2 separate regions of the Homo sapiens genome follow, and region 1 is linked to region 2. Evidence: chromatin loops called from intact Hi-C (ENCODE). Cell type or tissue: Caco-2. All regions are shown on one strand. Each heading gives the region's core, and the rest is flanking DNA. Links, peaks and the distances in the headings are about the cores only.

Region 1 (5,388 bases), core at 282-5,281, 66 kb after region 2:
CCACTGCACTCCAGCCTGGGCAACAAGAGTGAAACTCCGTCTCAAAAAAATGATGTTTCAGTCAGTGAGTTGACTGTATATAGGGTGATGGTCCCAATTTTTTTTTTTTTTTTTGAGATGGAGTCTCACTCTATCACCCAGTCTGGAGTGCAGTAGTGTGATTTTGGCTCACTGCAACCTCTGCCTCCCGGGTTCAAACGATTCTCCTGCCTCAGTCTCCCAAGTAGCTGGGATTACAGGCGCCGGCCACCCAGCCTGGCTAATTTTTGTTTGTTTGTTTGTTTTTGTATTTTTAGTAAACACAGGGTTTCACCATGTTGGCCAGGCTGGTCTTGAACTCCTGACCTCAGGTGGTCCACCTGCCTTGGCCTCCAAAATTGCTAGAATTACAGGCATGAGCCACCATGCCTGGCTTTACCATGTTTTTACTGTCTTTTCTATATTTAGATATGTTTAGATACACAAATATTTACCATGGTGTTAAAATTGCCTGCAGTGTTGAGTATGCAGTACGGGTTAGTAGCCCAGGAGCAATAGGCTATATGCTATAGAGCCTAGGTGTATGGTAGGCAATACCATCTAGGTGTGTGTAAGGACACCCTATGATGTTTGCACAGTGATGAAATTGCCTAAGGACGTGTTTCTCAGAGCATATTCCCATCGTTAAGTGATGCATGGCTGTATAGTTACTTACCTGTTTTTCCAATGGATGAATGTTTCTGATGGGGTGGGTTTCTGTGCCTAGCACAGGGTAGGTGTCAAATACGTGTTTGTTGAGTGGAAGAAGGAATCACATGATGATTTAGATTGACAGTAGGTCAAAATAATACTCATTTCTTATGTACTTTTAGGAGTATAGGTGAAAATAATAGGAACAATGCAGAAGAAAATCCTTTTGAAAACCTTCCCAAAATGTTGACTGGAAAAGAGTTTAAACTTACTCATTTCAAGCTGCTATTGTATCTCTCTCTCTCTCTCTCTCTCTATCTATCTATATATATAGGAATTTTTAAAAAATACACCGAAAGAATAGAAACATATCAACACTATACTTAACACATGTACTCTGCATTAGGTTTTAATTCCATGAATTCCTATTCATTTTTTATTTTTATGCATGAAAGTTTACTGGGTAATGGAATTTACCATCCCTGTTTAGATTCTGCATTGATGACATATCCTGTTCAATGTCATAACCCCTAATTATTAACCGTGTTCACCCCAAATGGATCCATTTATGATACATGGAGAAATAACTTGTTTTTCTTCTTGGTCAATTTGTGCCTATATCGACTGATGACATTGTGCCTTGTTCAGAAAACGTAATCACAAGTTCTTGAAAAAAATAATAAAACATGTAAAAGTCAGCTGGCATTTCAGAATCTAAGTCCCTTTTTAATTCCCAAAATACATGAAACACTATTTTCTTGGTATTTTCTCATGTACTTTGCTACTTTAACAAAGATTAATTCATTTAAGTCTTAATTTTTTAAAAAATGTCTCAAGTGTCTCTTTTTTCAGGTAGCATGAATATTTCAAGATAAAAGAAGACAGCTTGGTTCCTAACTAAGCCTGTCCTTCCTGACCTGGGTATTTATTTCATTCTTATATTTCTTCAAGAGTAAAGTAAGACCAAAGGAGGTATAGCTGCCCCCCAAAAATCATAGTTCTGTTTGAGGAATTGTTTCCCTCAAGGAAAGAGAAGATAACACCTGAAATATGTCAAGGAATTAATTGTTAATGATTTCTGTGTACAAATATTTTAAGTTGGGAGTGTTGAGAAAATTGCAATTTATATAGGAACTTCTTTGCCCTTTCTGAAGCCATTCTTTAGAAAAAAATTCAAAATCTTATCACAGTTCACATATGGGAAGTTATTTTGCTTTAAAATGAATTAAGAACAAGAATAATGTTTTAAAATCTATATTCCTTTTAATGTGTAAATCAAAGAAAATATCTGAGGCAAGTCTCAATTATTTCGTGAGGTTTATTTGCCAAAGTTAAGGATATGTGCCTGGGAGGCAGGTCTATGCCTTTCTCTGAAGATGATTTTGAGGGCTTCAGTATTTAAAGGAGAAAGGGCAGGATATTGGGAAATACACAATTTTCATATGAGAAATCGGTAGGGGAAAACATTCATGCCTTTGTCTGAATCAGCGAATCTGTATTTTTACATAAGACAACATAGACAAATACAGCAGAAGAAGCAGTGAGATATACATTTGTCTCAGGTGAGTGGAGGGATGATTTTGAGTCCTGTCCTATGTCCCCACGCCTGTGAAGATAAGCTATCAATTCACATTGCCTTGGTGACCTTCAACAGAACTGCTTTAGGGTAGAGATCTCGGGGCCCACAAGGATTTCTTCAGGGGCCAAGTGTGAGGGAGGTGTGTAGCTTTTCATCTTTGTAGCCATCTTATCTAGGAACCATAATGGGAGGCAGGTTTGCATGACCCAGCTTGACTTTTCCTTTAGGCTTAGTGAGTCTGGGGTTCCAAGATTTATTTTCCTTTCACAGATGTCTTTATGTGTAAGGATTTAGATGTTTTATCTGATCAGGAAGATTATAAAAGTGCCAGTTTAGTGATTTTTAGGAAGTGATTACTGCATGAACACACGTTCTTGAACTTTCCTCCAATCACACGATGTTAAACTGCTTGTGTAAATAAGAGCTTAGACCAGTGGATCTCAAACTCTAGAGAGCTTCAGACTCACCGTGAAGACTTGCTAAAACACAGATTGCTGGGCTCTACCCTCAAGGTTTCCGAGTCTGTAGTCCTGGGAAGGGATTTATAAATTTGCATTTCTAACAGGTTTCTACGTGATGCTGATGCTGCTGGTCCCCACACTCTGAGAACCACAGATTGAAACTGTTTGGTTAAATTAGTGGTTATCAACCCTGGTTCCGCCCTTACACACTTGAAGAGTCAAGGCCTTAGGGTGGGGGATGGGCCACAGAGTCAGGTGCTGCTAATGAGGTGGGGCAAGTATTTAAATCTTCAGGATGTGGATGTAGTTTGAGAAAGCCCTTCAAATAACTGGTTGTTTTCTTCTATTCTCTCTCCCCCTTTGAAACCACTCTCCTCTACCCCTCAATAGGAGAGTCCTGGTGCAAATGAAACAGTGCTCATGGATTGTTTTAGTCCTCTCCCAGAAAATAAAACACAGCCTTTACCAACAGTTGCCCCAATGCTTCTTAAGGAGTTCAGTAGAGGAAGAAGTAGTTAAATTGCAGCATAAGGCCAAGAAAGGCCTTCCTTCTGGTCATTTCTTTTTCCATTTTTGTTTAGAGCACTGTACTATTAGATCTGTCAATTAATCACTGTAGATATTAGCCTGAGTAGTGTTCATGGCTATAGCTTCTTCATATATTTCCCTTGCTGGGCCAAATTGACTTAAATTTCCCAAGACATTAAAAAATGTGTATTATTTAATTCCCAAAACAATCCCATAGGGGTAGAGATCCCCACTGCACAGATGAAGGAATGGAGACTTAGAGTAGTTAAAGAATTTCCGGGGTCACACTGTAAGTAGTCATCTCTGGCTCCATTAGGTTGTGTGAACTTGGCTAAGGTCCATAACCTCCATGTGTAAAGTTTCCTCGTCTGTGGAATGAGAATGATACTGGTACCTACCTTCTGAGGTTGTTTTGAGAACTAAATAAAGAGTTACTACACAGAGTTGTGTACATACACGTAATAAATGCTCAGTAAATGTTATCTCTTAGTTGGCTAACTCCTAGTTGGTACTTTTTAAGTTCGGGGTAATCCTGCCTTTTCTTTTTCTTTTTTTTTGAGATGAGGTCTCACTCTGTCGCCCAGGCTAGAGTGCAGTGGCACAATCGTAGCTCACTGCAGCCTCGACCTCCAGGGCTCGAGTGATCTTCCTGCCTCGACCTCCCAAAGCACTGGGATTGCAGGCAAATGCCACCACACCTGGGTAATTTTTTAATTTTTTTTTTTGTAGAGATGGATACCTGCCATGTAGCCCAGGCTGGTCTTGAACTCCTGGCCTCAAGTGATCTGCCCACCTCAGCCTCCCAAAGTGCTGGGATTATGGGCATGAGCCACTGCGCCTGGCCTATCCTGCCTTTGTGCCAGGCAGTCCTCCTCATGTGTATTACAGGTCAGTCTCTTAACAATTTAGAAATACCAAATACTCTTGAAAACTACAGGTTTTTTTTTCCTTTTCACAAATAATTTAGTGGCAAAACCTTATATGACCTGAACTCATTTGGTGGCACAGTGTGACCTGAACTATAACAACATGAAGCTATTGCTTAGTCTGTTTTTGTTTTTTTTTTGAGATAGACTTGCTCTTTTGCCAGTCAGGAGTGCAGTTGTGCAATCTTCCGCTCACTGCAACCTACGCCTCCCATGTTCAAGCGATTCTTATGCCTCAGCTTCCCAAGTAGCTGGGACTACAGGCTCACACCACCATGCCCGGCTGATTTTTGTATTTTTAGTAGAGATGGGGTTTCACCATGTTGGCCAGGCTGGTCTCGAACTCCTGGCCTCAAGTGATCCGCCTGCCTCGGCCTCCCAAAGTGCTGGGGTTATAGGTTCTTAGTCTCTTTTTTTCCTACCTCATATGAACATGCTTTACATTTTGCTTCAGAAATTTTAATTCTTGACTCTGTGGGTGCTGCTCTGGGGTCTGGTTTTGGTGTTATGCCAATACAATGAATGTACCTTTCTAAAACCTGGAAACTTCCAAATTCTGAAATATATCTGGCCCTAGGGTTTAGGGTAATGGATTATGGGCCTGTGTGTGTGTATTTTTATGTCTGTCTTCCCTTTTAGACTGTAAACTCCTTGAGACCTGGGCCTAAGTTTTATTCATATGTAACCCCAGTTCCTGGCACATTCAGTAAATATTTGATGAGAGAATAAACCCTACCAGGACATAACAGTTAGGTGAAGGGAAATAGACTGGAGAGCAGTGCCTTATTTATTTCCTGGAACACAAAACAGCCTACCTTCAGTTCACAAGGGGTTGAATTGTTTTACTTTAAGGGTACTGAAAAATGCTCAATATAATGAGTAACTTGGTAGCAAAACAAAAAACAAGATAAAAAACCAAAAGTTAATGCCGTATGCTACAATTTCAGCATCTGCAACTTCTGTTTTCCTCTCTTATCCACTTGCCCCATGCAGCTGTACGGTTTTGACTAACTTCCTGAGAAAGAAAGCCACGTGGAGATGTCTTTGTATGGAACACTTGGGGTGGGTGGGCATGTGTGTTTTAAAATTTCTTAGTTAAAAAAAAATCATAAAAGCTTTAAATATTGTACCTGATTCATTATGGTTGTTAAAAATTATGGAGTGTAAGAAATATAAATTTGTATTGCAAAAAGAAAAGAATACTAGAAAATTTACACCAAATTAA
Region 2 (5,388 bases), core at 240-5,239:
ATATGCCTGGAGTGTCACAGTTTGGCAGATAAAGAGACAGAGACCTGATGACAATGAATTTTGTCTACTCACCATGCTATGCTACAAGCCTTTCTTTTCTTTTCTCCTTCCTTCCTTCCTTCCTCCTTCTTCCCTTCCTTCCTTCCTTCCTTCCTACCTTCCTGTCTTTTTCTTTCTCCCTTTCAGTGAACCCTCTGGGAACACTTCAAAGGATTTATTAATAAAACTGTGTGATAATATCATCGGAATCTCATTTTGAAAAGATCAGCCTGGACATTGGTCAAAGAATGGAAGAGCTGAAGGAAGAAAAAAGCAGAGGCAAGACTAGTGCAATAATTTAGGGGAGCAATGAGGAAAGTCTAAACTAGGGTAGTGGCAGAAAGGATAAAGGGAAGAAAACTTATTTACGATGCATGAAGGAAACAGAACTAATAAGACTTGGCAGATGGATGGCGACTCTACAGTACTCTCAGATTTCTAGTTTTAGTTTGGTCCGCTGGGTGGGTGTTGGTACTATTTCCTCAGAATGGGAACACAGAAGGAGAAGCAACAGGTTGGAGGCTGAGGAGCTATGAGGAGGGAATCAGGTGGAGTTACACTACAGAGAAGCATTCATTCAACAAATATCTGTTCAGCATCATTAACTACAAGGTGCTATGTTCTTTAGGGAGTGAGCAACAGATTGTAAGATAAGGGGAAGGAAATCCAAGAGCTTATTTAAATAGAGAATTACAGAGGGTAATATAGAAAAAAATGAGAGAGAGAATAACAAAGGAATGAGTATTAATGAGGATGAGAGTATGGAACTAGGATTTGAGAAGCATGAAGAAAGTAACTGACTTCAATAATCTAAACAGTTTGTTGACTGAAAATTGCTTCAGTGTGAATGAATTCTGAAGCCCCAGAGAGTTTCAGGGGCTAGTGAACTAAGTTCGTTCAAGTTTTCTTTTATAAAGCCTCTTGTGCCATCCTTTCTTTTTCATTGTCATTGCTATCACCAAAACTTGTTTTCTTCCTGTTCCTTTAATTTATGTGTATTTCTCCTCCCTTTTGTTTGTATTTTTTATTTTAAAATATTTTTTCCCTCTCTGTATCAGATAAGCAAAAGAACACATTTTAAACATCACTCACAATCCCATCACTCAAAGATAAATACTGCTAGTGTTTTAGAGTAATTTTCCTTTTTTTCCTTTCTTTTCTTTTTTTGGAGACAGGGTCTCACTTCATCGCCCAGGCTGGAGTGCAGTGGCACAATCTCAGCTCATTGCAGCCTCCACTTCTTGGGCTCAGGTGATCCTCCCACCTCAGCCTCCCAAGTAGCAGGGACTACAGGCATGTACCACCATGCCTGGCTAATTTTTTTATATTGACACAGGGTTTTACCATGTTACCCAGGCTGGTTTCAAATGCCTAAGCTCAAGCGATCCTCCTGCCTCGGCCTCCCAAAGTGCTGAGATTAAAGGCGTGAGCCACCGCGCCCGGCAGCTTGTGATATTTCTATACTGCTATTCAACTTTTTAATAAACCTGTATCTTAATTTTGCCAAATATTGCTTATGTAAATCAGCTTAGGTTAGCTGTGCAGCAGTAACAAACACCCTCGAAATCTCAGTGGCTTACAAACACAGCAACAACAAAGACTTATTTCTCACTCATATTTCATGTTGGCTGTAGGTTAGCTGTGGATCAGCTTCATGTGCTCTTCACTTTGGGACGTAGTTTGAAGGATCAGCCTCTGTCTGGGACATGCTATTCTTTTAGTAGGGAGAAAAGAGCAATGATGAAGTCATATGATGACTCTTAAAGCTTTTGCTGGAACGTGTCGTCCAGCACTCCACTCATTATATAGACACATACTACTGAAGCAAATAACAGAATCAAGTTGTCATGTCAGTGGGTAAATAAGTATAATTCTTTCACATGGAGAGACACCGACTCATTGAGAGCAGGAATAAAATCCACCTCAGCTCTAAATTCCTGTGGATATGTATATTTTGTATGCTCTTTATATATCATCATTATAAGCCAGCTGAATTTCGTAAGGTAAAATTATTAAATAGACATATTTTTCTCACTGTCTTTCAAATCTACATGAATGTTATTCCCTTCTTCCCTTCTCTGACTCTGGATATTATCTGATGCAGATCTAAAAGTTTTTCTTTAAATTCCGAGGTACTATCTGTCACACAGTTTCATCTTCATGACTTAAGAAGCTCAATTTTATCAAAATCCAAGCTTTAATCTCTCATTCAGTTTAAAGCTCCTTCTCTCTTCCATAGCTCTCAATCAGATCTACGTTTGGAGCTTTGCGATGAGAGGGTCTGCTTTCCTCTACTTGTTCTACATCTTCCTCCAGTTGCTCTGTTTACTGATGCCGTATTGGTATAGGCCTGTAACAGGTGCTGGCTCCTTCTCTCCTAGACTGTTGCTGTTCACTGCAGGTTAGCTGTGGATCAGCTTCATGTGCTCTTGACTTTGGGACCTAGGTTGAAGGATCAGCCTCTTCTGGGACACACTATTCTTTTGGTAGGGAGGAAAGAGCAATGGTTTGAAGCAATGGTTTTAGTTGTTTGAAGACTCCCTGCCAGAATCTCCCACTACACAATTCCTTGATGTGGGCAAGCATCCTCCAGCTGACCCCACAACTGTTCCCAGAGCTCCTGCTTCTGGCTCTACACCCCAGAGCCAGTTTCTCTTAGGGTCATCTTGTCAGGCAGACAGACCTCTAGAATGAAGATGCCTTAAGAAAGCTCACACAGGCCACCTACTGCAGTGTCCGGTCTGGTCCACTAGAAATACTCAGACTTTTACCACCACTGAATTCTGAAAATGCTTGCTCTTTCCACTATAGCCTTCACTCCTCACTCTATTATCAGGGGCAGCTCTTATCTTTAGTCTTATCTGGGAGCAAGTTAGTCTCTGTGTCCTCCAAATACCTGCAGAGATATGGCAAGCTCTCTGAAATGGTCTGTTAGAGCTCCTTATCTCACTAAAGCTGGGGGTGGGATAGAAAGATTTCAATGCATGGTGTTCTAATAACTATTTCCAAAAGTGATTCTTATCCCCAACATTCCTCATCTTATCTATAGGCTGGAGGTGGGAGATGGGCTTAGAGTCACAAAGAGTTTCACAACCTTTTAGCAGGTCCTAAACACTGGATCAGCATGTCCTTTTGTTTACAACTTCAGAGAAGTAGCCAAAAGTAAGACAAAAGAAAATCATATATATTCAGAATATATATTTTCTGCCCATGACATATTTTACACAGTATCAGGCCTGTGGGAGAGATGGGAGAAGGTGATATATAGTTATTTTTATAAAACTTTACCTTTTTCTCCTATGTGAGATAGCTGCAGAAAATAATCCATTTTTTAAAAAAAGCAGACTCACGAAAAAGCAAGCTGTACTAGAAAATTCAGAATTTTGATTTGAGAAGAATGAAAAAGATTATAATACTAAAGGAAAGCAGTTATAAAAACTTGACTGTCCCACTCATCCCTGGAAACTGACTATGATGACATGGGGAAAAAGTCTGCTTGGAACGATCTGGGAGTTCAGAACTCAGAGCCATTCCCCTGTTTAGTTCAACCTAGCTTTATCTATTATCCATCTTACAAGCAAAAGAAAGCAATGCAGAGGCTCAGGAGTAGTATTTTGAATCTTGGCTTTGAGCAAATGGAAAACAGATCAAACAAGTTTGGCTTGTGATTCATTCCACAATTTAAGGCCACTGCCCTTTAATTTAATCCTTTGAATGCAACCATGTAGGTTTGCAACCTTGTATTTGAATAATAAGCCAACCCACCATGAAGGCTGAAGCCTATGTTTGGGACTACTTGCTGGCACTAGATAACACTGGGAGCTGTGACATCATGCTTCCAACAGTCTTAATTATAAGGGTCTTGGAATAGAAACAAATGGAACAGAAAATCAAAGCTGTTCTTAATTCACCGCTAGAGAACAAATGGCTGGCCACATCTCAGTATGACAGAGGCTGTCTTTGTTGGAGATAAAGCCATGGACATAACGACCAGCTATTGAAGACCAGCATACTTTAATGGATGATGTAGTTAATAATTGGAATTTTTTTCTAATATTTTATCGTGAAAGTTTAAACATTCCAAAAAGTAGATCAAATTTAGTGACTATTCATATATTCGCCACCTAGATTCTATAATGAATATTTTGCTGTATCTGCATTATTACATACTACTCATCTGTTTATCCTTCTGTCCATCCATTGATCCATCTTATTTTTTTGTACTTCAAAGTAAGTTTCAGAAATCAGTATGTTTTACCACTATACCTCTAAATACTTCAGCATGCTTATCATTCTTTGTTCAATATTTATGGGTTTTTTTAGGTAAAATATACATACAGTGGAATGTACAAATCTTAAATGCACCATTTGATAAATTCAGGCTGGGCACAGGGGCTCACCCCCATAATCTCAGAACCTTTGGGTGGGAGGATCACTTGAGGACAGGCGTTTGAGAGCAGTCTAGGCAACAGAGCAACCCATCTGTACAATAAGAAGAAATTAACCAGCATCTTGGCATGTGCCTATAGTCCTAGCTACTTGGGAGGCTGAAGTGGGAGGACGGCTTGAACCCAGGGGTTTGAGGTTACAGTAAGCTATGATCATACCACTGCACTCTAGCCTGGATGACAGAGCAAGGCTCTATCTCTAAAAAAGTAAATTAAAAATGAAAATAAAAACAAATGCATATACATGGGACTCTGAGTTTTAATCTCTGATTTAAATGACTATATTTTATTCTGAGGTCTACATATACCACCTAATCAGAAGATTTTACTGATGTTCAGGGTATTTTTTTCCAAAGGCTTAAATATCAAAGACCACCAGAAAGATAGACTACAGGCTACCATTGCCTACTCAATTATCCCCTTTATTCATTAAGTAAACATAGCAGCAATAGCACACTAGAAAATATGATGATGAAGATGATGTTGTTCACGGTGGCAACCAAAACATAAAAGTAGCTCAGAACAGGCCAGGCGCAGTGACTCATGCCTGTAATCCCAACACTTTGGGAGGCTGAGGTGGGCAGATCACTTGAGGTCAGGAGTTCGAGAGCAGCGTGGCCAACATAGTGAAACCTTGTCTCTACTAAAATACAAAAATTAGCCAGGCATGGTGGCGGGTGCCTGTAATGCCAGTTAATTGGGAGGCTGAGGCAGGAGAATCGCTTGAACTCAGGAGGTGGAGGTTGCAGTGAGCCGAGATGGTGACACTGCACTCCAGCCTGGGCGACAGAGCAAAACTCCCTCTCAAAAAAAAAAAAAAAAAAAAAAAGAAAAGAAAAAATAGCTCAGAATAAGTTTACAAGAGAAACATGTGGCATAAAGAAAATTATACATTTACTTC

The links. A loop is a pair of places that touch in the nucleus more often than their neighbours do. Peaks named below come from ENCODE experiments on the same cell type or tissue, not always from the same donor. Only the 100,000 strongest peaks of a DNase experiment are listed, where the experiment ranks them.
Region 1: a loop joins it to region 2, with 4 times the contacts of the local background. A loop is called at or near these places in 1 of 110 quality-filtered maps.

What each region holds. Positions count from the first base shown.
Region 1 is chr3:179,436,478-179,441,865 of GRCh38, reverse strand. The region is part of intron 1 of GNB4 (G protein subunit beta 4); the gene reads left to right. Among named protein-coding and RNA genes, the nearest start is that of GNB4, 12 kb to the left of the region's middle. In Caco-2, for the core only: no CTCF peak of the experiment used is centred there; no DNase peak of the experiment used is centred there.
Region 2 is chr3:179,502,157-179,507,544 of GRCh38, reverse strand. It overlaps a transcript of GNB4 not described here. Among named protein-coding and RNA genes, the nearest start is that of GNB4, 53 kb to the right of the region's middle. In Caco-2, for the core only: no CTCF peak of the experiment used is centred there; a DNase peak (open chromatin) is centred at 2,944.